Linked DNA regions of Homo sapiens: all the other regions are linked to region 7. Evidence: chromatin contacts called from ENCODE Hi-C or POLR2A ChIA-PET data. All regions are on one chromosome and are shown on one strand. The core of a region is the stretch at or near the end of the contact, and the rest is flanking DNA. Distances in the headings are between cores, read along the strand shown.

Region 1 (3,539 bases), core at 64-2,563, 1.0 Mb after region 7:
AGTGGGGGCCAGAGAGGAGAGGAGGAGGGATGAGACAGCGATGAGAATAGGATCAAACAGAAAAAGGAGATCAGAGTGTCTGAGGCCGAAAGAGCTGGCCACAAATAGTGGATGTGAGACGGTCAGAACCAATGGGTGGGGTGGGGAAGACCCTGGATGTCAGGGACTGGTCCAGAAGTCAAGCCCCAGCAGCCCTGCAGGCCCTACTCACTGCCAGGTGCAGGCTCGGGCTCCTGAGTCTCTGCCCCGATCCGGGTCCGGGTCCTGGTCCGCGTGTCGAGATCCTGCAGGACTCGCGCGCACTCCAGGTGTCCCTGCTGCAGGGCCAGGTCCAGCGGCCGGAGTCCGTCCTACAGGGGCGCGGTCAGCAGGGGGCGCCCGAGGCCCTCTTACCTTCCTTCCCTCCCTCTGGGCTCACCCAGCCTTTCTTTGCCCGCGCAGTGCCTCCCAACCTGGTCGCGCAGCGCCGGGTCCGCTCCTTGGCTCAGCAGCAGCTCCAGGCCGCGGCGGCAGCCCCACGCGGCGGCCACATGCAGCGGCGTCAGTGCCTCGACAGATCTGGGGCGGCAGCGCAAGAGGGGTCATTGCGGACTCAGCCTCCCGGCAGGAACCCCGATCTCCGCTCTGGGGACCTGGAGCCTTCGTTCTCGGCCTCCCGGATCTCCGCCGTCCACCCTGGTACACTGCCCTTGGAACCTAGATGCTATGACCTCAGGCCAGGACCCAAACCTCTGCCGTCTGACCCTGGTGCCTCCACTCCAATATCCGAACCCTTGATCCCCACTTTGGTCCTAGCGCAGCCCCATTCCACGCCCTCGGTCTGGGACCCCAGCGCCTCCCTCGAGCCCTAGCCCCTGCCCTTGGACCCCCAAGTTCCCTCCCCAAGATCCCCTAAACCCCACCCTCGAGCCCCGAGGCCTGGCCCGGGATGATGGGGCGCCCCTTCCCGGATTCCCAGACTTCGGCTTGGGGAGACCCCGCCCCGGACCCAGGCTCTATCTTACCGAGCGTTGGGGTCCCCGCCTTGGCGCAGTAGGGCCCCGAGGCAACGCAGGCCGCGCGGGTGCCGGGCTCCGGCCGCCAAGTGCACAGCCGCTGCGCCGTCCTCTAGCACCAAATTAGGGTCCGCGCCGCAGCGCAGCAGCTCCTCTACTGCCCTGCAAACACCGCGGTCAGAGTGGACCCCGGCCAAAGACCCCCACTCCTGGCCCGCCCCCGGCCCCGCCCTCACCACGGCTCCTCCTCCCGCAGCGCATCCCGCAACCTGCGAGCCAGGCGGGCCTCCGAGCACATGCCCTGGCTGGGTCCGAAGCGCACCGCCTGGTCGGTCGATTTCCTACTTCCCGCGGGGGGCTTGTGGGCATGCGCCGCTCCTCCCCTCGGCTCGGGGGGCCCCTCTCCAGGGCCGAGCAGGGTTCCCAGCCAGGCTGCCCCGCGCCGCACGGGGGTCCACATCGGGGTTCGAGAGCTTTAGTGTCCTCAGGGGCCCTTGACACCCGGAGGCGCTCAAGCAGGGTCTGGGACCGCCGATAAGAGCCCGGGTGGGAGGATGCCACCGGGTGTGCCACTATCTCATTTAAAAACGGGAAACGCGAAGGCACCCGGCTCGAGTGGGTGGAGCTACGATTAAGAAAGTCCGGGGTGCCCCAGGTCATTAAGTCTCAGGGAATCTTCTTCAAGGGTGGCCTCTGGCAGGGAGCACGGCCTTATGAGAGGCTTAGGCCGGGCACGGTGGCTCACACCTGTAATCCCAGCACTTCGGGAGGCCCAGGCAGGAGGGTTGCTTGAGCTCTGGGGTTCGAGACCAGCCTGGGCAACTTGGATAAACCCAGTCCCTACAAAAAAATACAAAAAACTAGCCGGGCGTGGGTGGCTTGCACCTGTGGTCCCAGCTACTTGGGAGGCTGAGTTGGTAGAATCTCTTGAGCCCGGAAGTTCGAGGATGCAGTGAGCCATGATCACACCACTGCACTCCAGCCTGGGCAACAGAGCAAAACTCTGTCTCAGAAAATAAATAAATACATAAAATAGAGGCTTCAATTTCCAACCCCCAGGCCGAGGGCCCAGCTCACGCCTTTAAGCACAGTGCTTTGGGAGGCTGAGGAGAGAAGATCGTTTGAGCCTACTAGTTTGTTGTTGCTTTTCTTTTCTTTTAGTGAGTGCAGGAGTTTGAGACCAGCCTGGGCAACGGAGTGAGGCCCTATTTTTTTTTTTTTTTTTTTTTTTTTTTTTGAGCCGGATCTTACCCTGTCGCCCAGGCTGGAGTGCAGTGGCGCAATCTGGGCTCACTGCAACATTTGCCTCCCAGGTTCAAGCTATTCTGCCTCGGCCTCCCAAGTAGCTGGGATTACAGGCATGTGCCACCACTCTCGGCTAATTTTTGTATTTTTAGTAGAGATGGGGTTTCACCATGTTGTCCAGGCTGGTCTTGAGCTCCTGATCTCAGGTGATCCGCCCGCCTCGGCCTCCCAAAGTGCTAGGATTACAGGCGGAGACCTTGTCTTTGTTTTATTTATTTATTTATTTTTGAGACGGAGTTTTGCTCTTGTTGCCCAGGCTGGAGTGCAGTGGTGTGATCTCAGCTCACTGCAACCTCCTCCTCCAGGGTTCAACAGCTTCTCCTGCCTCAGCCTCCCCAGTAGCTGGGATTACAGGCATGCACCATCACGCCTAATTTTTTATTTTTAGTAAAGACGGGGTTTCACCATGTTGGTCAGGCTGGTCTCGAACTCCTGACCTTGTGATCCGCCCACCTCGGCCTCCCAAAGTGCTGAGATTACAGCCGTGAGCCACTGCGCCTGGCCAAGACCCCGTCTTTAAAAACAATTTTTAAAAAATTTCCAGTCCCCGTTCTGCGTTGCCCATTTTCAATCCAGCGGAACTAGGACTTCAGTATTTTGGAGGGCTGGACCTCTGAGAGTCTTAGTGTCCCATCTGCAAAATGTGAGAATCCTAACGAGGTTGATGCGGGGATTGAACAGGGGCTTGGGCACAAGGGCCTGACACACGATAGGTTCCAAAAAATGCTCATAGGGAGGAAAAGCAGTCACTCAATAAAGCTGTTTGTGTTTATTTTTGAGATAGGGTCTTGCTCTGTCACCCAGGCTAGAGTGCAGTGGCGCGATGACAGCTCACTGCAGCCTCGACCTCCTAGGTTCAAGTGATCCTCCCACTTCAGCCTCTCAAGTAGCTGGGAATCACAGGCGTGAGCCACCGAGCCTGGCTTAATTTTTGCATTTCCTGTAGAGACAGGAAATGTTGCTATGTTGTCCAGCGTGGTCTTGAACTCCTGGCCTCAAGCAACCCTCCTATCATGGCCTCAGTACTGCTGATGGAGCTCTTAAACCTCCCCCTTAGGGATGTATGATCCAGGCCTGGCTCATCAGAACATCACACAACCCTGGTACATGACTAGCTCTTAATTGAAGGTCATGTATCCCCCCGGGGGAGTCCAATCATATCCAGATGCTGAGAGAACTCTGCCTTGACCTGGATTGGGGTCTGGGGAGTGGTTGAAGCCATCACACACCTTTCCATTG
Region 2 (3,334 bases), core at 485-2,984, 880 kb after region 7:
GTAGTGGTCCCCCGGGCCCAGCTGTCTTTTCTTTTATCTCTTCGTCTTGTGTCTTTATTTCTACACTCTCTCGTCGCCGCACACAGGGAGAGACCCACTGACCCTGTGGGGCTGGTCCCTACAGTAATTTTAAAGGGAAGAGCAACAAACTTTCGGTTTGCAGGGCTGGGACTGTTTACAGCTGCAAAATTTAGAGAGGACATCAATCTATTATTATCCACATTTTACAGCTGGGGAAATCAATGCTAAGAGAGGAAATTCATTTGCCCAGAGGTGCACCACCCTGGCCTCCAATGTGCAATTCATGCAATTGTGATTTCCGACCTGGTCCCAAACTAACCCTAAAGTTAGCAGGCCAGAACAGTGCTGCTCAAATAAGTCAGCTTAGTCAAATAAGTCAGGCAAAGGTCGTGTCTTTGCACCTGGAGTCCTGGCCAGGCTGGTAGGTCCCTCCTCCTGGGACAAGTTCACCCTCAGAATTTTCAGCAAGATCATCTCCCACAGCTTGTTAATTGGTTCTTGGTTCTAAGTGATTTTTTTGTTTATTGGTTTAAGAGATGGGATCCCACTCTATCACCCAGGCTTGAGTGCCGTGGCACAATCATAGCTCGCTGCAGCCTCAAACTCCTGGGCTCGAGTGATCCTCCTGCCTCAGCCTCCCAGCCTCAGCCTGGGACCACAGGCATGTACCACCATGCCTGGCTCTAAGTGGCTTTAATGGGGTCCTTCTGAGGGATGTTGGAGTCAGGGCCTGGGGGGAGTTCCCCAGGCCTTCTGGGAGGCCTGGGCTCTGGACTTGACCTCGCCTACTGTCTGGCCCTGCTGAAAAGAAAAAAAAACATGGAAATGGCAGACCTAACAGAATCTGGGCTGTGGTCAGGATGTGGCTGAAGAAGCCACAAGAAAAACATGCAGTCCCCTTTCAGCGGTCATGCCCAGCAGTTGGGTGCCGATAATGGGCCTGATTTCCTGTAGGAAGCCCTGGCTCTCTTGGCCACATGGACAGTGTCTGAGGCTGGCCCTGTTATTCCCCTTTGCAGATGAAGAAACAGGCTCAGAGAGTTTACCTGGTATCCTGGAGTCCCAGGAGCACTTTTTCTGGAAGTAGGAGCTTGTTTCCTGCAGGTGCCAAGACAGAGACCGACATTGTTTGTTGGCTGGGTCGGTCTCCCAGTTTTCAGCTGGCTCCAGTCTCACCTGTTGCTCACACACCCTCCATGTCTCCCATAGTCCCCTCGGTGGGGACAGAGGCACTGGATGAAGCCCTGCTCGTCACCACAGAGACACCTGAACACAAAAACCAGTCCCTGGGGTCAGACCCAGGCCCCGCCCCCAGACCCAGGCCCTGCCCTCACTCCACCACGCAACTGTGCAACCTCAGTTTCCCCAGGTGGAGACCGGACCAACAGTGATGGCCTCTGCCTCTTCAGGTCATAGTACAGATGAATACAGGCTGGCACGGCCTAGGCACTCAGTAACACACAGCAGAGGCACAGGGACTTAAGATGGAGTGTCCCAGGCAGCCACAGTTGGCTGGCACCCAGCTGGGAAGGGCCCAAGGGCTTTTAAAGCAGGGTGAAAAAAAAGCCCACCTCCTTTCTGGGAAACTGAAACTGAAAACCTAATTAATCCTCTGCCTGTAGGTGCCTCATGCAAGAGCTGCTGGTCAGAGCACTTCCTGGAACTTGCTATTGGTCAGGACGTTTCCTATGCTAATAAAGGGGTGGCCCGTAGAAGATTCCAGCACCCTCCCCTAACTCCAGGCCAGACTCTAAAGGGGAGATCTGGATGGCATCTACTTCGTATGACTATTGCAGAGTGCCCATGGAAGACGGGGATAAGCGCTGTAAGCTTCTGCTGGGGATAGGAATTCTGGTGCTCCTGATCATCGTGATTCTGGGGGTGCCCTTGATTATCTTCACCATCAAGGCCAACAGCGAGGCCTGCCGGGACGGCCTTCGGGCAGTGATGGAGTGTCGCAATGTCACCCATCTCCTGCAACAAGAGCTGACCGAGGCCCAGAAGGGCTTTCAGGATGTGGAGGCCCAGGCCGCCACCTGCAACCACACTGTGGTAAGCTCCTCAACTCCTTTGGATGGCCTAGTACTAGGCGGTGGGAGGGACAAGAATCTCTCCCCAGAAATCTGACCCAGGGTGGGTCTCCAGGGAGATGCAGGGGAGGTCCTGAAACTGCTCCTGGGCCCCCACATCAAGGGACCTAGGTTCCCCTACCAGGGTTTGTGGGCCCCTAACCCAGTCCAGGGCACTGGTGTAGGGGCAGGGTGTTAAAACTCTCCAGATCCCCCAAATCGGGGACCTCAGTATCCCCCTGGGACTTAGGTGAATTTATAAATTCTTTCCAGGGCACTGGTGTCGGGGGCCTTGAAACTCCTCGTGGGCACCAGTCCTGGGGGAGTAGAAATCCCTATTCAGGGTTGAAGGGGGACCTCACCAGACCCTGAAAAAGGGGGCTTTTGAAATTTTCACTTCATCCCTAAGAAACTGAAATATTCACCTGGGTCCTGATATGGGGGATCTTGAAACTCTCGCTGGGCATGTCACTTGGGCGGGGAAATCCCACTGCATTCTGGATTTGGTAGGGCCCTCTAACTTTTCTTGGGCCATTGCTCAGGCAATCTGGAAATGTCCACTAAACTTTGGTTATCGATAGCCTCCAAGTTTCCACGTGGGGTGGCCTCAAAACTCCCATTTTGAGGACCCACATGCTTATGGGTGGCCCTGGGAGAGTGTGTGGTTGTGGCTGTTCTTTAAGGTTGGAGACCATGGTGCAGAGAGGGTTGGAAGAAAACCTGAAAGGGGTTTGCATTTAAGCCCCTCTGTCCCCAGGACCTAGGGAGGAGGCCCAGGTCCCAGGGGCAGCAGCCAAACTCCCCAGGCCAAAACCCCAGATTCTAACTCTTCTTAGATGGCCCTAATGGCTTCCCTGGATGCAGAGAAGGCCCAAGGACAAAAGAAAGTGGAGGAGCTTGAGGGTGAGAAAGGGAGAAGGGAGAGGGCCGGGGAGGGGTGAGTCAGGTATGGAAGAGGGGGTGGGGGCAGGGAGACCAGGGCTGGAGGTTGGGGTAAGGGGGAGGTTCTGTCCCAGAGTGGAGCAGGGCCCCAGCATGGCCACATGCTGACCCGCCCCCTGTTTCTGTCCTCCCACCCTACCAGGAGAGATCACTACATTAAACCATAAGCTTCAGGACGCGTCTGCAGAGGTGGAGCGACTGAGGTCAGAGATAGCCTTCCCCCGCTACCCTCCACCTGCCACATTCCTCTCACCCCCACATCCCTAGCCCAAGACCCAGGATCTCCTTTGCTCCCAAAATCC
Region 3 (3,454 bases), core at 234-2,733, 910 kb after region 7:
AAGGCATGGCTTTAGTTTGTTAAATTGTGAACACTTTCTTTAAAAACAGCTTTGCTGGCCAGGCGTGGTGGTTCACACCTGTAATCCCAACATTTTGGGAGGCCAAGGTGGGTGGATTGCTTGAGCTCAGCAGTTTAAGACCAGCCTGGGCAACATGGTGAGACCCCATCTCTATAAAAAATTAGCCAGGAGTGGTGGCACGTGCCTGTAATCCCAGCTACTTGAGAGACTGAGGTGGGAGGATTGCCCGAGCCTGGGGAGGCTGAGGCTGCAGTGAGCTGTGATCACACCACCACACTCCAGCCTGGGTGGCAGAGTGAGACCATGTCTCAAAAAAAATAAAATTAAATTAAAATAAAAATAGCTGGCCGGGCGTGGCAGCTCACGTCTGTAATTCCAGCACTTTGGGAAGTCAAGGCAGGAGACTGAGGCCAGTGGATCACTTGAGGTCAGGAGTTCGAAACCACCTGGCTAACATGGTGCAACCCCGTCTCTACTAAAATACAAAAATTAGCTGGTCATGGTGGTGCACCCCTGTATTCCCAGCTACTTGGGAGGCTGAGGCATGAGAATCACTTGAACCCAGGAAGTAGAGGTTGCAGTGAGCTGAGATCACACCGCTGCACTCTAGCCTGGGCCACAGAGCGAGACTCCATCTCAATAATAATAATAATAATAAATAATTTTTAAAAACAGCTTTATTGATATATAATTCATGTATTTTACAATCCACCTATTTAAAGTGTACAATTTGATGTTTTTGTTTGTTTGTTTGTTTGTTTTGAGATGGAGTCTCGCTCTGTCGCCCAGGCTGGAGTGCAGTGGCGCGATCTCAGCTCATTGCAAGCTCTGCCTCCCAGGTTCACGCCATTCTCCTGCCTCAGCCTCCCGAGTAGCTGGGACTACAGGCGCCCGCCACCACGCCTGGCTAATTTTTTGTATTTTTAGTAGAGATGGGGTTTCACCGTGTTAGCCAGGATGGTCTAGATCTCCTGACCTCGTGATCCGCCCGCCTCGGCCTCCCAAAGTGCTGAGATTACAGGCGTGAGCCACCGCGCCCAGCCAATTTGATGATTTTTTTGTAAATTCACAGAGTTGTACATTGATCACCACGATCCATTTTAGAACATTATTTTAGAACATTTTCACCTTCCCAAAAGAAAACCCACGTCCCCATCAGCAGTCACTTCCCATTCCCCTCCCCCAATCCCTGACAGCCACCAACCTGCTTCCTGTCTCTATGGATTTGCCTGTTCTGGGCATTTCATGTCAGTGGAATCTCACATTCTGTGGCCTTTTGTGTCCGGCTTCTCTCACTTAGGCATCATGTTTTTGGGGTTCACACACACTGCAACATGGATCAGTGCTTCCTTCCTTTTTATGGCTGAATCATGTTCTATGTATGGAAGGAACACATTTTGTGCGTTAATTCATCTGCTGACAGGCATTTGGGTTCTTTCCACCTTTGGCTACTGTGAATCGAGCGGCTGTGGACATTCCTGGCAAGTTGATGTGAGGATGTGTTTCCATTGCTCTGGGTATATGCTGAGAAGTAGAGTTTCTGGGTCACGTGGTAACTATGTTTAACATTTTGAGGAACTGCCAGACTTTCCCAAAGCCGTTGCAACATTGTACATTCTCACTAGTACTGTCTGAGAATTCTGATTTCCCCACATCCTCATCAACACCTGTTACTGTTCATTTTGGGGGTTTATGGGTTTTTAAAATAGCCACCCTCGTGGGTGTGTAGTGGTATCTCACTGTGGTCCTGATTTGCATTTCCGTAATGGCTAATGATTTTGAATATCTTTCTTTTTTTTTTTTTTTTTTTTTTTTTAGACAGACTCTCGCTCTGTCACCCAGGCTGGAGTGCAATGGTGTGATCGTGGCTCACTGCAACCTCCATCTCCCGGGTTCAAGCAATTCTTCTGCCTCAGCCTCCCAAGTAGCTGGGATTACAGGCACCTGCCACCAGGCCTGGCTAATTTTTTTGTATTTTTAGTAGAGATGGGGTTTCACCATGTTGGCCAGGCTGGTCTCGAATGCCCAACCTCAGGTGATCCACCTGTCTTGGCCTCCCAAAGTGCTGGGATTATAGGTGTGAGCCACCGCGCCCAGCCGATTTTGAATGTCTTTTGATATGCTCTTTGGCCATTTGCATATCTTATTTAATTTAATTTTAATTTTTCTTTTTTTTTTTTTTGGACATAGAGTCTCACTCTGTTCCCCAGGTTGGAGTGTGGTGGCACAATCTCATCTCACTGCAACCTCCGCCTCCCGGATTCAAGCGAGTCTCCTGGCTCAGACTCCCAAATAGCTGGGACTACAAGCATGCGCTTCCATGCCTGGCTAATTTTTGTATTTTTAGCAAAGATGGGGTTTCGCCATGTTGGCCAGGCTGGTGGTGGGCAGATCACTTGAGGTTAGGAGTTCGAGACCAGCCTGGCCAACATGGCGAAACCCTGTCTCTACTAAAAATACAAAAATTAGCCAGGTATGGTGGTGCACACCTGTAATCCCAGCTACTCGAGAGGCTGAGGCTGGGGAATCACTTGAACCCGGGAGACGGAGGTTACAGTGAGCCGAGATCGTGCCACTGCACTCCAGGCTGGGTGACAGAGCAAAAAACCCTGTCTCAAAAACAACAACAAAAAAAAAAACAAAAAAAGGTTTTTTTTAAAGACTGTTGTTTGCCTCATGAGATGGTGTTAGCATTTGTATTAATTTGCTAGGGCTTCCATGACAAGGTATTACAGACTGGGTGGTACCAAGATCAAAGTGTTAGCGGGGTTGGTTCCTTCTGAGGCTGTGAGGGAAGGATCTGTTCCAGGTTTTTGTTTGTTTGTTTGTTTTTTTGAGACGGAGTCTCGCTCTGTCACCCAGGCTGGACTGGAGTGCAGAGACGCGATCTCGGCTCACTGCAACCTCCGCCTCCCCGAGTTCAAGCAATTCTCTGCCTCAGCCTCCCCAGTAGCTGAGATTACGGGTGCCCACCAACATGCCCTGCTAATTTTTTTGTATTTTTAGTAGAGATGGGATTTCACCATCTTGGCCAGGTTGCTCTTGAACTCTTGACCTCGTGATCCACCCGCCTTGGCCTCCCAGAGTGCTGGGATTACAGGCGTGAGCCACCATAGCCGGCCTGTTCCAGGTCTTTCTACTTGGCTTGCAGGTGGCATCTTCTTCCTGTGTCTGCTCTTGGTCTTCCTTCTGTCCGTGTCTCTGTGTCCAAATCTCTTCTCTTTATAAGGACATCAGTCATGTTGGATTAGGACCCACCCTAAGGACCTCACCTTAACTTAATTACCTCTCTAAAGACCCTACTTCTGCCAGGAGAGGTGGCTCACGACTATAATCCCAGCACTTTGGGAGGCCGAGGGGGGCGAATCACCTGAGGTCAGGAGTTTGAAACCAGCCTGGCCAACATGGTGAAACCCTGTCTCTACTAAAAATA
Region 4 (3,631 bases), core at 594-3,093, 980 kb after region 7:
TCAAACTCCTTATGGGCTGGAGTTCAAGACCAGCCTGGTCAACATGGTGAAACTCCCCTCTACTAAAAATACATAAATTAGCTGGGCGTGGTGGCATGCACCTGTAATCCCAGCTACTTGGGAGGCTGAGGCACCAGAATTGCTTGAACCCAGGAGGCAGAGGTTGCAGTAAGCAGGGATCCGACAACTGCACTCCAGCCTGGGTGACAGAGCGAGACCCTGTTTCAAAAACAAACACCCCCCCGCACACACACACAGTTTTCCACCAGTCTTCCCAGACCTATAAAATTTATGACACAGGCTGGGCATGACGGCTCACACCTGTAATCCCAGCACTTTGGGAGGCCGAGGCAGGCAGATCACCTGAGGTCAGGAGTTCGAGACCAGCCTGGCCAACATGGTTGAAACCCCGTCTCTACTAAAAATACAAAAATTAGCCGGGTGTGGTGGTGGGCGCCTATAATCCCAGCTATTCGGGAGGCTGAGGCAGGAGATTGCTTGAACCCAGGAGAGGGAGTTTGCAGTGAGCCGAGATCGTGCCACTGCACTCCAGCCTGGGGGACAGAGCGCAGTGGTTCATGCCTGTAATCCCAGCACTTTGGGAGGCAGAGGAGGGCGGATCACCTGAGGTCGGGAGCTCGAGACCAGCCTGACCAACATGGAGAAACCCCATCTCTACTAAAAATACAAAATTAGCCGGGCGTGGTGGCGCATGCCTGTAATCCCAGCTACTCGGGAGGGTGAGGCAGGAGAATCGCTTGAACCCGCAAGGCGGAGGTTTTAATGAGCCGAGATCCCCCCATTGCACTCCAACCTGGGCAACAAAAGGGAAACTGTCTCAAAAAAAAAAAAGAGTTATGACACATATAAGGCAAGTGGAACTTTGAACATTTATTACACGTTTAATAATATTTCAAAATTATTGATAATTCTTTTGGATGTGATAAGCTTTGTAATTGTCTTTTAATGAGCTCTCATCTTGGAGAGATACATTCTGAAATATTTACAGAAGAAATAATCCGATGCCTGAGATCAGCTTCAAAAGAACTCAGGATGGGGCAGGGACGGGTTGTAGGTAGTCGGTAGTCAGGGTACTGGGTACACGGATGTTCTTTGTACTGTTCTTTGGTCTGTTGCGCAGGTTCGAAATGCTTCCTAATTAAAAAGCCTAAAAAGGGACTTGGCAAGCTCCCATCCAGACTTCAACCCCACAATATGGAGAGCACTCAGGTCCGAGGCGTTCCTGCTCCCCAGCTCCCTGCAAAAATAGCGCCAGGCAAGGTCCGAGGCGAGGGCGATGCTTCCATGAGGGTCCCGCCGACTGCGTCGCGATCCTCAATGGCTCAGCGACTTGCGGCCCTTGAGCATTCGGCGAAGGATGACCTGCACGCCGGCCGGCGTGCTCAGGCGCCGGACCCAGCCGTGCTTGTTCTTGCGTTTGATGTTGCTCGGCTGATACTCATTCCCGCGAGCCTTGCCCCGGGCCTGCTGCGGGGTGGGGAGGCCCCAGGCGTCTGGGAACCCCAGCCAGGCCCGGGGCTGGAGCCACCTGCGTGGGTAGAGGGACGGCGAGAAAGGTCAGACGGGGCGCTGGGTGACCTTGGCGCTCAACCTCTCTGAGCCTCGGCTCCCGGAGACAGAGCCTGGCTGCAAAATGCGCAAGGCACTGGCAGGTCACGCGGGCAGTGAAGAGTGGCGCCAGCCTCCGAAGCCGCCCTTATTCCCTGATTTGGGGAAGGGTCCCCCTGAGGACTTACCTGCCACCCAGCAACGCTGCCGACCTACTCGTGGGGCCCAACAGGGATCCAGCCAAGACAGCCATATCCGCAGTGGGTCCCGCAGTACCGGCTGCGGGCGATTCCGGAGCCCAGAGCCGCTCCAGCCCTGGAACAAAGGATTATGGGAAATGTAGTTTCTCCTAACGTGCAAAAAAGAGGCCGTTGGGGAAAACCCTGAAGTTGTAGTTCTGCGCCTGCGCAACAGAGGCGCGCCAGTCTATATCCGCGGGGCACAGGGATGCTCTGCATACACACCAACAGGTAGCCGGCGAACGGCGCCTTCTGAGCAAGCGCGTGCGCACAAGGCATTATCTCCCGCGGTCAGCTGGCAGCTGAGCTGTAGTTCTCTCTCCTATTGACCGGCAGAGGGTGCCCCGCGGTGGCCGGGCGCAGCTGGTGGCAGCTGCAGGAAGCGGCTGGTTGGTCTTCCCGCCCCCAGCGGGAGCTGGGCAGATGGCACACAGCTGGCTGGCAGCTTGTCCTGGCTGCAGCCAAGTCTCCGCCTCTTGGCAGGAAGCCGAGGAGGCCTGAGTTCAAGCTCGCTGCGTGTCCTTGGGGTGGTCCCTGCGCCACTCTGGGCTTTCTCAATCTGTAAACTCAGGGATTGCAAGCTTGTCTTTGGCAATCTTGCCCCCATTTTGGGCCCTAGAAGAATTCTCCTCTGTTGTTAGAACCAAAAAAAAAAAAAAAAAAAAGGAAGAAAAATTTTCTGATACTCAGATCTGAACCCCTCCCCTACTCACACACTATCCTTGGCTCCCCATTTCCCCAGGTAAAACCTGCTCAGCCCTTCCATCAGGCATGCAAAACCCTCTACACACACCATCTTACATTTCAGCCACACTCTCCTCTCTGCCTGGTGTTCCCCTATCCGCCCTTTAAAAATCCTTTCCTCTCCAAGGGCTGAGTGAGGTGTGGCTCATGCCTGTAATTCCAGCATTTTGGGAGGCTGAGGAGGGAGGATCCCTTGGGGCCAGGAGTTTGAGACCAGCCTGGGGACATGGTAGCAACCACCTATAGTCTCAAGTACTTGAAGGTGAGGTGGGAGGATTCCCTGAACCCAGGAGATCCAGGCTGTAGTGAGCAATGATAGCGCCAATGCACTGCAGCCTGGGCAACGGAGTGAGATCCTTTCTCAAAAAAAAAAGGAGTCGTCTTCTCTCAACCGCTGTCCATTCTTCTGGCCCGACTGCTTTCCCTTGACTCTCCCCCAAGTTCAAGGGCTCCTCAAGGGCCAGGGGCCTGGGGCTGTATCCCTACAAGTGCCAGCTTGGGGTTCATGCAGAGAGGTGTTTGCTAAATGAATAAACTGTATAGTCTCCCAGAAGTGCCCTTAGTGGGCAAGAGTAGGTGTCTGGACGGAATCCAGCTCTGGCAGCAAATTCCAGGGGATGTGAGTGGCCAAGCAGCAAGGAGCATTTAACCCCTCGTCCTCCGAAGCCCATCCTACCTGTAGCATCGTTTAGCAAAACATCACCACTATAATAATGCCCATAATATATGGAGCATTTGTTATATGCACGACACTATGATGAGTGCTTTACCTGCGTAGCAAACTTATGAGAGGATTAATTTCATAGAGAAATAAACGGAGGCTCAGGAAAGTGAAGTAACTTGCCCGAGGTCACACATCAGCAAAGGGCAGAGGCTGGATTTGAGACCTGAGCTCTCCTGAGGGCCTACCATGGCCCCGCCGGTACCACAGAGCTGGGATGCCTGCCTCTTGCTATCAGCCCTTCTCAGAACCATGGCAGCCATGGGTTAAATCGGCTGATTATGAAATTCAAACTCTCTAATTACCCACAGCTCCAAGACTTTCCTTGAAAGCTTTAGAGAAGCCCGTCACGATGGCT
Region 5 (3,273 bases), core at 228-2,727, 910 kb before region 7:
ATGTTTAAGAGCCTGGGCTCTGGCAGGGCACAGTGGCTCACGGCTGTAATCCCAGCACTTTGGGAGGCCGAGGAGGGTGGATCATGAGGTCAGGAGTTCGAGACCAGGCTGGCCACCATGGTGAAACCCCATCTGTACTAAAAATACAAAAATTAGCCAAGCGCGGTGGCGGGCGCCTGTGATCCCAGCTACTCGGGAGGCTGAGGCAGAATTGCTTGAACTCGGGAGGTGGAGGTTGCGGTGAGCAGAGATCGCACCACTGCACTGTAGCTGGGGCGACAGAGCAAGACTCTGTCTCAAAAAAAAAAAAAAAAAAAAAAAAGAAAGGAAAAAAAAGCCGGGGCTCTGGGGTCAGCTGTCTGGGTTCGAATCCCTCAATTTATAGGCCGTGAGAACTTGGGCACGTGACTTAACCTTTGAGCCTCAGTTTCCTCCACGACAAAATGTGGAAATGAGACCTACAACGAATTATGTCTGTACATAGCTTATCGGGGGATCTGCTAAGCGTGGAGCTCAATAAATATTCGCTATGGTTGTTGGGAGGGGCTCCCCATAATGAGTGACGGCTCAACAAAGGTGCGATTGGTCCCAGTCCCACCCGAGCCTCCTAAATCGATCCAGGAGGTCCACTCACCTCCCCACGAGCCTCCTCTGTCCCCCCGCGCCGAAAGCCCAGTTCTCTCAAAACTTGGGGGCCCAAGTCACAAACTTTTCTCTTCCAATGGATATAGCAGGAGGCAAACTGGAGACCGGACCCTCAGCGATCTGGCTTCCTCTGCCGGGACAGAAAGCAACTTGATACTCGACCGCTACCCCCACCCCAGAGCTCCCCCACTGCGCTTGCGCACCCCCGCCCCCCAAAAGTGAGGAAGGGCCCGGGCAGTAAGTGCTGCCTCTGGCCCTTTAAGACTTAGGGGAGGGCGTGGGTTCCGCTGGGGTCCTGGGAGGGCAGTTGCGCCTGCGCCTTCTTTTCCCCTCCTCACCGACTCGGAGGGAATGGGCGGGGCCTAAAGGGCTCTGAGAATTTCACTACGCCTGCGCCCGCTCACCTTTACCCTGCCCACAGATTTTTCCAGAGGGAGCCAATTGGCTCCGGCTTCGGGTAGATGGGCGGGGCTATCTCAAGAAGAAGAAGTAGGGGAAGTACGCGGGGCGTCTGGAACTTAAAGGGGCAGCGTACCTTGGCCGTCCCGTTCCACAACAAGGTCCCTTCTGCGGTCTCAAAGGCTTATAAGCAAGGGCGGGGGCAGAGGGCTAAAGAAGGGAGTTTTTGCGGCCCGAGTGGGTAATGCGTGGAGGACTCCCCCAACTCGTCTCTCAAGGAAAAGGGGGTTCAGAAAGGGAGAGAGTTCTTCCCCCTCTCCTGCCTGGGTGTCGCTCCACCAGCCTCCTGGCCGTCGCGCCCCCTCCTCACTGCGCCACCCCCGGGTGTGCCTCCTTCCCTGCGTCTCACACAGCCCCTTTCTTGTCCGCAAAGACTGAGGAGCGGGGAGGGCGGGCCCTCTGACACCGGAACAGGAGCCGTGCGGCGTCCGGTTTCAGCAGGGAAGGCTTAGGCGGGCGTCCCAACCTCCGGGCTTCCGGTGCCGTTTCCCGGTTCGCTCGGCCGCGGTCGCTATGGAGGAGCCGGAGATGCAGCTCAAGGGGAAGAAAGGTGGTGCGGGCCTGCGGGCGGGACAGAGGGGGCCGGTAACTTGTGGAGGGGCGGCCTGACAAAGGCCGGGCGCGGAGGGACCGTGCGAGGAGCAGTGATTGAACTGCCGTCCAATCCCAGCTCTGCCGCTGACTAGTTTTGAAACCTGTAGAAAGGCTCCGTGTCTGCTTTAATTACCGGTCCCCCCAGGATTGTTTCAAGAATTCAGTAGCTGAGGCTGGGAGTGGTGGCTTTGTAATCCCAGCACTTTGGGAGGCCTAGGCGGGAGGATCGCTTGAGCCCGAGACCAGCCTAGGTGACATAGTGAGATCTCGTCTCTAAAAAAATACAAAAATTAGCCGGGCGTGGTGGCGCACGCCTGTGGTCCCAGCTACTTGGGCGGCTAAGGTGGGAGGATTGCTTGAGCCCGGGAGGTCAAGGCTGCACTGCAGTGGGCTACGGTCGTGCCACTGCACCCCCAGCCTGGGTGACAAGTGAGACCCTGTCTAAAAAAAAAAAACTCAACAACCTGATATTTGTAATGCATTGGAAGAATCCCCGGGGCGTAGTAATCGCTGTGCGTCTTGTTTCCTTTTTTTTTTTTTTTTTTGAGACAAGGTATCACACTGTCGCCCAGGCTGGGGTGCGGTGGCGCGATCATGGCTCACTGTAGCCTCGATCTCTCTGGCGCGGGCGATCCTCTTGCCTCAGCTTCTCCAGTAGCTGGGACTACAAGTGCACACCACCACATCAGGCTAATTCTTTAATTTTTTTTTTTTTTGACGGAGTCTCGCTCTGTCACCCAGGCTGGAGTGCCGTGGGGGGATCTCAGCTCACTGCAACCTCAGCCCCCTGAGTAGCTAGGATTACAGGCACACACCCCCATGCCCAGCTAATTTTTTTGTATTTTTAGTAGAGACGGGGTTTCACCTTGTTGCTCAGGCTAGTCTCGAACTCCTGACCTCGAGTGATCCACCCACCTTGGCCTCCCAAAGTGCTGGGATTACAGGTGTGAACCACTGCACCCAGCTAATCCCCTATACTTTAAATCACCCTAGATTACTCACATCTAGAATACATAATACAGGCCTACACATCACTTCATTCACATGGATTCAAAGAAGTGCTTCGTGTAGGGCAGATTGAAGTTTTGCTTTTTGAAACTTTGTGGAATTTTTTTTTTCCTATTTTCCATCCACGGTTGGTTGAATCCACAGATTCGGGAACCATGGATAACGGAGGGCATGAGTATGAGGCATGAGCCACCGTGCCTTGTCTGTTATGCTCACCTTTCTTCTTCTTTTTTTTTATTTGAGACGGAGTTTTGCTCTTGTTGCCAAGGCTGGAGTGCAATGGCGTGATCATGGCTCACGGCAACCTCCGCCTCCCGGGTTCAAGTGTTTCTCCTGCCTCAGCCTCCCGAATAGCTGGGATTACAGGCATGCACCACCATGCCTGGCTAATTTTGTATTTTCAGTAGAAACGGGGTTTCTCCACGTTGGTCAGGCTGGTGTCGAACTCCCAACCTCAGGTGATCCTCCCGCTTCGGCCTCCCAAAGTTCTGGAATTACAGGCGTGGGCCACCGCCCCTGGCCGTTATGCTCACATTCAAAGCGAGGAGGCCTATCTGGTAAGAGGTC
Region 6 (3,139 bases), core at 1-2,500, 880 kb before region 7:
AAAAAAAAAACAAAAAAGAAGAAAGCTAGAGTGTGGGTGGTATCACTGCAGGGATGGGGGGGCCCTACCTATGTAATGGGGGACCAGCATGGATTGGGGGGAGTCTGCATATGTTTGGAAGAGTCTGCATGCGTCTGGCGGGGGTCTCCACATTGTTCAGGGGAAAGGGGTCTGTGTGTATTTGCGGGACGGCCATGTGTTTAGGGAGATCTGTATGTGTCTGTGCATTTGGGGGATTGGCATGTGTTGGGGCATCTGGGTATGTCTGAGTGTTTTTGGGGTCTGTCTATGCAGAGGGAATAGGATGTGTTTTGGGGATGTGTGTGTTTGGAGAGCTGTGTGGGTTGGGGGGTTTGGCGTATCGTGAACTGCATGTATTTTGGGGACTTTCGCAGGAGGAATACTTGTGTATTTGGGGGATCTGTTGTTTCGGGCATCTGTGGATTTTCTGCGGCTCTGTTTGGGGGTCTCCGTGTGTGGGGAATATTTCTACCTCCCATTATGCCCATACAAGGATGGAGTGACCCCCAACCCCATCCGCCCCTGTCCCTCAGCACTCCACCAGGGACTTTTTGGGGCCCGCAATCTGAGCTGGGTTCCCCCAGGATGGAGAGGTGACCCCAAGGCCTTCTGAGAGGCATCAGGACCCATCGACCACAAATCCTCCCCGCATCTGTAAAGCACCTTACTGTGAAGCCCCTCCCCCCAGTTCAGCGAGGTGGCCCCTGCTGCCCCCTGACTTTCTGGAGGAGGAAACTGAGTTCCAGAGAAGCTCAGCAACAGGGGAGTCACTGCCCGAGCCCACCGTCTCCCCTGAGTCCCTGAGGGCAGGTGCGGGGCTCCAGGGACCGCTGTGAACTGAGCCAGGCCGCCAGGTCACCTACATGCCCCCCCACCTGGGTACCACCTCCCTAGGCCCCCGGGGAGGAGGCGGGCCCAGGGCTCTGGCTGGGGAGGGAGGGTCGCCTGCAGCTGGGGTCGGAGCCGCTGGAGCCCCCAGGAGAGGGGAGGAGGGGTCCTGGCTTTCCAAGGGGCTCTTCCTGTCGCCCATAATGAGGTACTTGGGGAGCAGGTGATGAAACCACAGCCTGGGTTGCGTGAGGCGGGGCGGCAGGCCTGATTCGCTGCAGGGGCCGGGAGCAGCGCCCCCTCCCCGCTTCACCGCCTCCCGCGGGCCCTCACCCCCACCCCCACCCAACCCACCTGCCTCTCACTTCTCCTTTCCCGGCCTGGGTTCCTCTGCCAAGCCGTGGCCTCCCTGCGGGCTCAGGGGTCTGGCGAAGTGACTCTGCAGCTCATCCCCCCAGTAAAGTCCCGCAGGGGTGCCAAGAAAGGGAACTTGACTTGTTCCTAATCTTTTCTCTTAAACCCCTCTGCAAAGCCTGTGAGGTTAGGATCCTGTGACCCATTTTATGGGGGAGGAAGCAGGTGACTGATGACAGTATTTCAAGGTGGTCTTGCAGGATGCTGTACTGACTCAGCGCCCCCAGTTCCAAGGCCCAGACCTTCTTCCTTTTGGTTTCCCAGAAGCCAGAAGAAAAGTTCAATAGAGGCCCCCGTGTGGTGGCTCACACCTGTAATCCCAGCACTTTGGGAGGCCAAAGCAGGCGGATCACTTGAGGTCAGGAGTTCGAGACCAGCCTGGCCAACATGCTGAAACCCCGCCTCTACCAAAAATATAAAAAATTAGCTGGGTGTGATGGTGTGCACCTGTAATCCCAGCTACTCGGGAGTCTGAGGCAGGACAATCGCTTAAACCTGGGAAGCAGTGGTTGCAGGGAGCCGAGATCACGCCACTGCACTCCAGCCTGGGCAACAGAGCGAGACTCCATCTCAAAAAAAAAAAAAAAAAAAGTTCAGTAGACCCCTGCTCCCTACCCTCTTCCCAGCTGGTGGGAGAAGGATTCTCACCCCCAATTAACAGGTAAGAGAACTGAGTCCTACCACGCAGAGAGGCCAGAGGGGAAGGGTCAGTGGAAGGGTGGGATTCCCTCCAGCACCCCATCTCCATTACTGGGGGGCTAAGGGGCCTCGCCAGGCTGGGGAGATGATAATCTATGGCTTGAAGGACTTCAGGGTAATGTTTGTTGATTGACTTAGTGACCACAGATACTGCCAGAAAGTTTCTGATGCTTCCGCACTCCTGAGCTCTTCTTTTGTCCTCCCAATTCCCCCTCACCCCCACATCGCTCAGGCCTGGGATCACCAGGCTCCTCTTCTATCCCAGGTCACCAGCACATCCTGCACCCTTTGGTCACCACTTCTGCCCAGGTGCCACCCCTGTCTCCATTCAAACTCTGTATTTCCCACTGGCCCAGCCTCTTCCTGTCACCTCACTCTAGCCTGAACAGACACTGCTCCCCACAGCAGCCATAAGCAGCAAGGAGCTTTTTTATTTTTAGAGACAGGGTCTTACTCTGTCACCCAGGCTGGAGTGCAGTGGCCCACTCATAGCTCACTGCAGCCTCCATCTCCTGGGCTCACGTGATCCTCCCGCCTCAGCCTCCCAAGTAGCTGGGACTACAGGCAGGCACCACCATGCCCCGCTAGATTTAATTTTTTTTTTTTTTTTTTTTTTTTAGGCCACGCACTGTGGCTCACGCCTGTAATCCCAGCACTTTGGGAGGCCGAGACTGGTGGATCACCTGAGGTCAGGAGGTCGAGACCAGTCTGGCCAACATGGTGAAACCCCATCTCTACTGAAAATACAGAAATTAGCTGGGTGTAGTGGTGTGTGCCTGTAATCCCAGCTACTCAGGAGGCTGAGGCAGGAGAATTGCTTGAACTGGGGAGGAGGAGGTTGCAGTGAGCTGAGATTGCGCCACTGCACTCCAGCCTGGGCGACAAGAGCAAAACTCTGTCTCAAAAAAAAGAAAAAAAAACTTTCGAGTCAGTCTCACAATGTTGCCCGGGCTGGAGTGCAGTGACAGGATCTCAGTTCACTGCAACCTCTGCCTCCCCCTGCTCAAGTGATCCTCCCACTTCAGACTCCTGAGTAGCTGGGACTAAGGGGTGCACCACCACGCCTGGCTAAATTTTTTTATTTTTGTTTATTTATTTTTCTGAGACAGCGTCTGGCTGTGTCACCCAGGCTGGAGTGGAGTGGTGTGATCTTGGCTCACTGCAACCTCCACCTCCT
Region 7 (3,258 bases), core at 301-2,800:
GGATTACAGGCATGAGCCACCACACCCAGCCCCGCATTCACCTTTAATACTGAGCATCCATTCTATGCGAGGCCCTGTCAGCAGGCTCAGCATAGGCAATGTCCCTGACCTTCAGGGACTATGGTCCACTCCATCATTCTGGCAGATTCAGAGGCTACAATAAAGGAGTAAAGTCTGAGGGTGGGGCACTTCCTGAAGACACATCTTTGCACTGGGGGAAGGGAGTACCAAGCAGAGAGCATAGCACGTGCAAAGGCCCAGAGGTACGATTAGTCCTGCAACTGGGAGGCCAAGGATCAGAGAGAGTGAGGGGAAGGAGGTCAGGGAAAGGAGGGTGTGGGCTCCATTCAGACAGAGGTGGGGAGCTGGAGGGGTGCATGCAGAGGCTGTAGGTCAGATCCAGATGTCCTAAGGATCCCTTGTGAGTATTGGTGGGGTGGGTCCATCTCTCCTCCCTCACACCCCCTTCCCAGCCAGTCTTAATAGTGGCTCATTAAGCCCTAACAGCCATGATAGTGGTAACAAGCATGTAATAATTATACCCGGCATTCCTGCCTCATCAGCCCAGCCCCTGGAGTTGGGCACCCTCGCCCAGGACATCACAGCCCTGGCAGACCTGGGGTTAAAACGTGGGCGGCGGAAGGAAGGGGCTGCGCAGGGGCCTGGACTCCCAGGTTCTAGGGTTCTAAGGGTGGACAAGAGCTCAGGCCTAGTCACAGCCCGGGCCCTGCTGTGACTCCTAGCTAACTCTCGGGGGATGGTCACTCCACCTCTCTGAGCCCAGTTTCCCATCTGTAAAGGCAGGAAGTAGGACTCCTGGTTCTAGAACGCACTCAGTGAAAATGATCAGGATCCAAGCGCTTTCAGCAACTTCTGGCGACCCTCCTCTCCCCTCCCGTCTCTTCCTGAGCAATCACACGCGGGGTGGAGGGAGGGAGGGAAGGAAGGAGGGAGGGTGAGGAACGCAGACCTCCCCACACCCCCGGCGAGCCCCCGGACACAGCCCCACCAGGCCTCCAGCCCCGTATCCGCACAAAGCCTCTCCAGAAGGCGCGCTAGGGGAGGCCCTGGCGGCACAGCAGAGCAGGAGGCGCCAAGGAGTTATTTAGCCATGCGGGACCCCATCCCCCTCCAGTCCCCGGAGGCCGGCACCGCCCCCGCCCCCGCCCCCGCCCGGCCGGGGCCCCACGCGCGGACACGGGGCGGGGCCTCGGGGCGGGCGGGCGCCTGGTGGCCCGGGCCCATCACGCCACCCGGGACGTGCCTTGGCGGAGGCGGCGCCGGGGAGATCGGTCGTACACAGCGGTCCCGGGGCGGGGTGACCCGGCCCGGGCGCGCGGCCGCCCCCATGACGTCAACCCACAAGGCAGCGCGCTGTTGTGGCGTTTACCGCGCGTCGCCGGGGCAACGGCGGCCGGGCGGGCGTCGGCGGCTTGGCCCCGCCCCTCCATGCAAATGAGCGACGTCACCCGCACCCAATGGCGAACGGGGGCGGTGAGCTCATCGCGCCGAGCCGAGGCTATAAGAGGGCGCACAAGTGGCGCGGCGCAGGAGCCGCCGCCAGTGGAGGGCCGGGCGCTGCGGCCGCGGCCGGGGCGGGCGCAGGGCCGAGCGGACGGGGGGGCGCGGGCCCCCCGGGAGGCCGCGGCCACTCCCCCCCGGGCCGGCGCGGCGGGGGAGGCGGAGGATGGAAACACCCTTCTACGGCGATGAGGCGCTGAGCGGCCTGGGCGGCGGCGCCAGTGGCAGCGGCGGCAGCTTCGCGTCCCCGGGCCGCTTGTTCCCCGGGGCGCCCCCGACGGCCGCGGCCGGCAGCATGATGAAGAAGGACGCGCTGACGCTGAGCCTGAGTGAGCAGGTGGCGGCAGCGCTCAAGCCTGCGGCCGCGCCGCCTCCTACCCCCCTGCGCGCCGACGGCGCCCCCAGCGCGGCACCCCCCGACGGCCTGCTCGCCTCTCCCGACCTGGGGCTGCTGAAGCTGGCCTCCCCCGAGCTCGAGCGCCTCATCATCCAGTCCAACGGGCTGGTCACCACCACGCCGACGAGCTCACAGTTCCTCTACCCCAAGGTGGCGGCCAGCGAGGAGCAGGAGTTCGCCGAGGGCTTCGTCAAGGCCCTGGAGGATTTACACAAGCAGAACCAGCTCGGCGCGGGCGCGGCCGCTGCCGCCGCCGCCGCCGCCGCCGGGGGGCCCTCGGGCACGGCCACGGGCTCCGCGCCCCCCGGCGAGCTGGCCCCGGCGGCGGCCGCGCCCGAAGCGCCTGTCTACGCGAACCTGAGCAGCTACGCGGGCGGCGCCGGGGGCGCGGGGGGCGCCGCGACGGTCGCCTTCGCTGCCGAACCTGTGCCCTTCCCGCCGCCGCCACCCCCAGGCGCGTTGGGGCCGCCGCGCCTGGCTGCGCTCAAGGACGAGCCACAGACGGTGCCCGACGTGCCGAGCTTCGGCGAGAGCCCGCCGTTGTCGCCCATCGACATGGACACGCAGGAGCGCATCAAGGCGGAGCGCAAGCGGCTGCGCAACCGCATCGCCGCCTCCAAGTGCCGCAAGCGCAAGCTGGAGCGCATCTCGCGCCTGGAAGAGAAAGTGAAGACCCTCAAGAGTCAGAACACGGAGCTGGCGTCCACGGCGAGCCTGCTGCGCGAGCAGGTGGCGCAGCTCAAGCAGAAAGTCCTCAGCCACGTCAACAGCGGCTGCCAGCTGCTGCCCCAGCACCAGGTGCCCGCGTACTGAGTCCGCGCGCGGGGCGCATGCGCGGCCACCCTCCCCAAGGGGCGGGCTCGCGGGGGGGTGTCGTGGGCGCCCCGGACTTGGAGAGGGTGCGGCCCTGGGGACCCCCCCTCCCCGAGTGTGCCCAGGAACTCAGAGAGGGCGCGGCCCCCGGGGATTCCCCCCCCCCGAGGGTGCCCAGGACTCGACAAGCTGGACCCCCTGCTCCCGGGGGGGCGAGCGCATGACCCCCCCGCCCTCGCGCTGCCTCTTTCCCCCGCGCGGCCGCCCCGTGTTGCACAAACCCGCGCGTCTCGGCTGCCCCTTTGTACACCGCGCCGCGGAAGGGGGCTCCGAGGGGGCGCAGCCTCAAACCCTGCCTTTCCTTTACTTTTACTTTTTTTTTTTTTTCTTTGGAAGAGAGAAGAACAGAGTGTTCGATTCTGCCCTATTTATGTTTCTACTCGGGAACAAACGTTGGTTGTGTGTGTGTGTGTTTTCTTGTGTTGGTTTTTTAAAGAAATGGGAAGAAGAAAAAAAAATTCTCCGCC

The links. Hi-C counts contacts between places; a loop is a spot of excess contacts on that map. ChIA-PET counts read pairs that join two places held with the same protein, here RNA polymerase II (POLR2A). Pooled maps may share reads with other maps.
Region 1: POLR2A ChIA-PET joins it to region 7 with 15 read pairs in PC-3. The contact joins the promoter of ANKLE1 here to the promoter of JUND in region 7. A Hi-C loop is called at or near these places in 2 of 50 pooled maps. POLR2A ChIA-PET finds 5 or more read pairs at or near these places in 2 of 52 experiments (PC-3 and activated T-cell).
Region 2: a loop to region 7 is called in a pooled map, with 9 times the contacts of the local background. The contact joins the promoter of BST2 here to the promoter of JUND in region 7. A Hi-C loop is called at or near these places in 2 of 50 pooled maps. POLR2A ChIA-PET finds 5 or more read pairs at or near these places in 5 of 52 experiments (CD8-positive, alpha-beta T cell, Caco-2, GM12878 and 2 more).
Region 3: a loop to region 7 is called in a pooled map, with 5 times the contacts of the local background. The contact joins the enhancer-like site here to the promoter of JUND in region 7. A Hi-C loop is called at or near these places in 1 of 50 pooled maps. POLR2A ChIA-PET finds 5 or more read pairs at or near these places in 3 of 52 experiments (B cell, HEK293 and T-cell).
Region 4: a loop to region 7 is called in a map with no recorded cell type, with 17 times the contacts of the local background. The contact joins the promoter of MRPL34 here to the promoter of JUND in region 7. A Hi-C loop is called at or near these places in 1 of 37 single-sample maps with no recorded cell type and 8 of 50 pooled maps. POLR2A ChIA-PET finds 5 or more read pairs at or near these places in 3 of 52 experiments (AG04450, activated CD8-positive, alpha-beta memory T cell and activated T-cell).
Region 5: a loop to region 7 is called in a pooled map, with 10 times the contacts of the local background. The contact joins the promoter of RFXANK here to the promoter of JUND in region 7. A Hi-C loop is called at or near these places in 1 of 37 single-sample maps with no recorded cell type and 6 of 50 pooled maps. POLR2A ChIA-PET finds 5 or more read pairs at or near these places in 3 of 52 experiments (B cell, activated B cell and activated CD8-positive, alpha-beta memory T cell).
Region 6: a pooled map shows a loop between it and region 7 (6-fold over the local background). The contact joins the enhancer-like site here to the promoter of JUND in region 7. A Hi-C loop is called at or near these places in 1 of 37 single-sample maps with no recorded cell type and 2 of 50 pooled maps. POLR2A ChIA-PET finds 5 or more read pairs at or near these places in 2 of 52 experiments (B cell and endothelial cell of umbilical vein).

Annotation. Positions count from the first base shown.
Region 1 is chr19:17,279,675-17,283,213 of GRCh38, reverse strand. It overlaps ANKLE1 (ankyrin repeat and LEM domain containing 1), which reads right to left and starts at 1,313. Exons shown (of 9, transcript NM_152363.6): 1 at 1,232-1,313; 2 at 1,005-1,157; 3 at 453-558; 4 at 212-350. The coding sequence starts at 1,293. RefSeq lists silencers at 1,302-1,391, 1,402-1,451.
Region 2 is chr19:17,404,030-17,407,363 of GRCh38, reverse strand. BST2 (bone marrow stromal cell antigen 2) reads left to right here and starts at 1,734. Exons shown (of 5, transcript NM_004335.4): 1 at 1,734-2,073; 2 at 2,927-2,993; 3 at 3,175-3,235. The coding sequence starts at 1,789. BISPR (BST2 interferon stimulated positive regulator) reads right to left here and starts at 1,678. Exons shown (of 4, transcript NR_130766.1): 1 at 1,593-1,678; 2 at 1,068-1,287. It also overlaps a transcript of MVB12A not described here. RefSeq lists enhancers at 723-772, 973-1,022, 1,073-1,132, 1,323-1,702, 1,773-1,832 and 2 more.
Region 3 is chr19:17,368,385-17,371,838 of GRCh38, reverse strand. The region is part of intron 1 of PLVAP (plasmalemma vesicle associated protein); the gene reads left to right. Among named protein-coding and RNA genes, the nearest start is that of PLVAP, 7.2 kb to the left of the region's middle. Within about 2 kb of position 1,483, at least 6 of the 41 ENCODE cell types and tissues checked have a DNase peak (open chromatin) inside an H3K27ac peak, as active enhancers do.
Region 4 is chr19:17,304,084-17,307,714 of GRCh38, reverse strand. MRPL34 (mitochondrial ribosomal protein L34) reads right to left here and starts at 1,843. Exons shown (of 2, transcript NM_023937.4): 1 at 1,758-1,843; 2 at 872-1,549. The coding sequence starts at 1,822. The coding sequence ends at 1,336. RefSeq lists a silencer at 1,530-1,589 and an enhancer at 1,820-1,899.
Region 5 is chr19:19,190,462-19,193,734 of GRCh38, reverse strand. RFXANK (regulatory factor X associated ankyrin containing protein) reads right to left here and starts at 1,477. Exons shown (of 10, transcript NM_003721.4): 1 at 1,181-1,477; 2 at 635-775. BORCS8-MEF2B (BORCS8-MEF2B readthrough) reads left to right here and starts at 1,583. Exons shown (of 12, transcript NR_027308.2): 1 at 1,583-1,654. BORCS8 (BLOC-1 related complex subunit 8) reads left to right here and starts at 1,583. Exons shown (of 6, transcript NM_001145784.2): 1 at 1,583-1,654. The coding sequence starts at 1,618. RefSeq lists an enhancer at 611-700.
Region 6 is chr19:19,158,683-19,161,821 of GRCh38, reverse strand. All of the region lies in intron 5 of BORCS8-MEF2B (BORCS8-MEF2B readthrough), which reads left to right. All of the region lies in intron 1 of MEF2B (myocyte enhancer factor 2B), which reads left to right. Among named protein-coding and RNA genes, the nearest start is that of MEF2B, 10 kb to the left of the region's middle. RefSeq lists a silencer at 874-1,203 and an enhancer at 449-1,424. Within about 2 kb of position 1,250, at least 2 of the 41 ENCODE cell types and tissues checked have a DNase peak (open chromatin) inside an H3K27ac peak, as active enhancers do.
Region 7 is chr19:18,279,914-18,283,171 of GRCh38, reverse strand. JUND (JunD proto-oncogene, AP-1 transcription factor subunit) reads left to right here and starts at 1,550. Exons shown (of 1, transcript NM_005354.6): 1 at 1,550-3,258. The coding sequence starts at 1,688. The coding sequence ends at 2,731. MIR3188 (microRNA 3188) reads right to left here and starts at 1,095; the gene lies at 1,011-1,095. LOC124904652 (a long non-coding RNA gene) reads right to left here and starts at 1,080. Exons shown (of 2, transcript XR_007067154.1): 1 at 42-1,080. RefSeq lists silencers at 1,072-2,071, 2,652-2,961 and an enhancer at 1,565-2,416.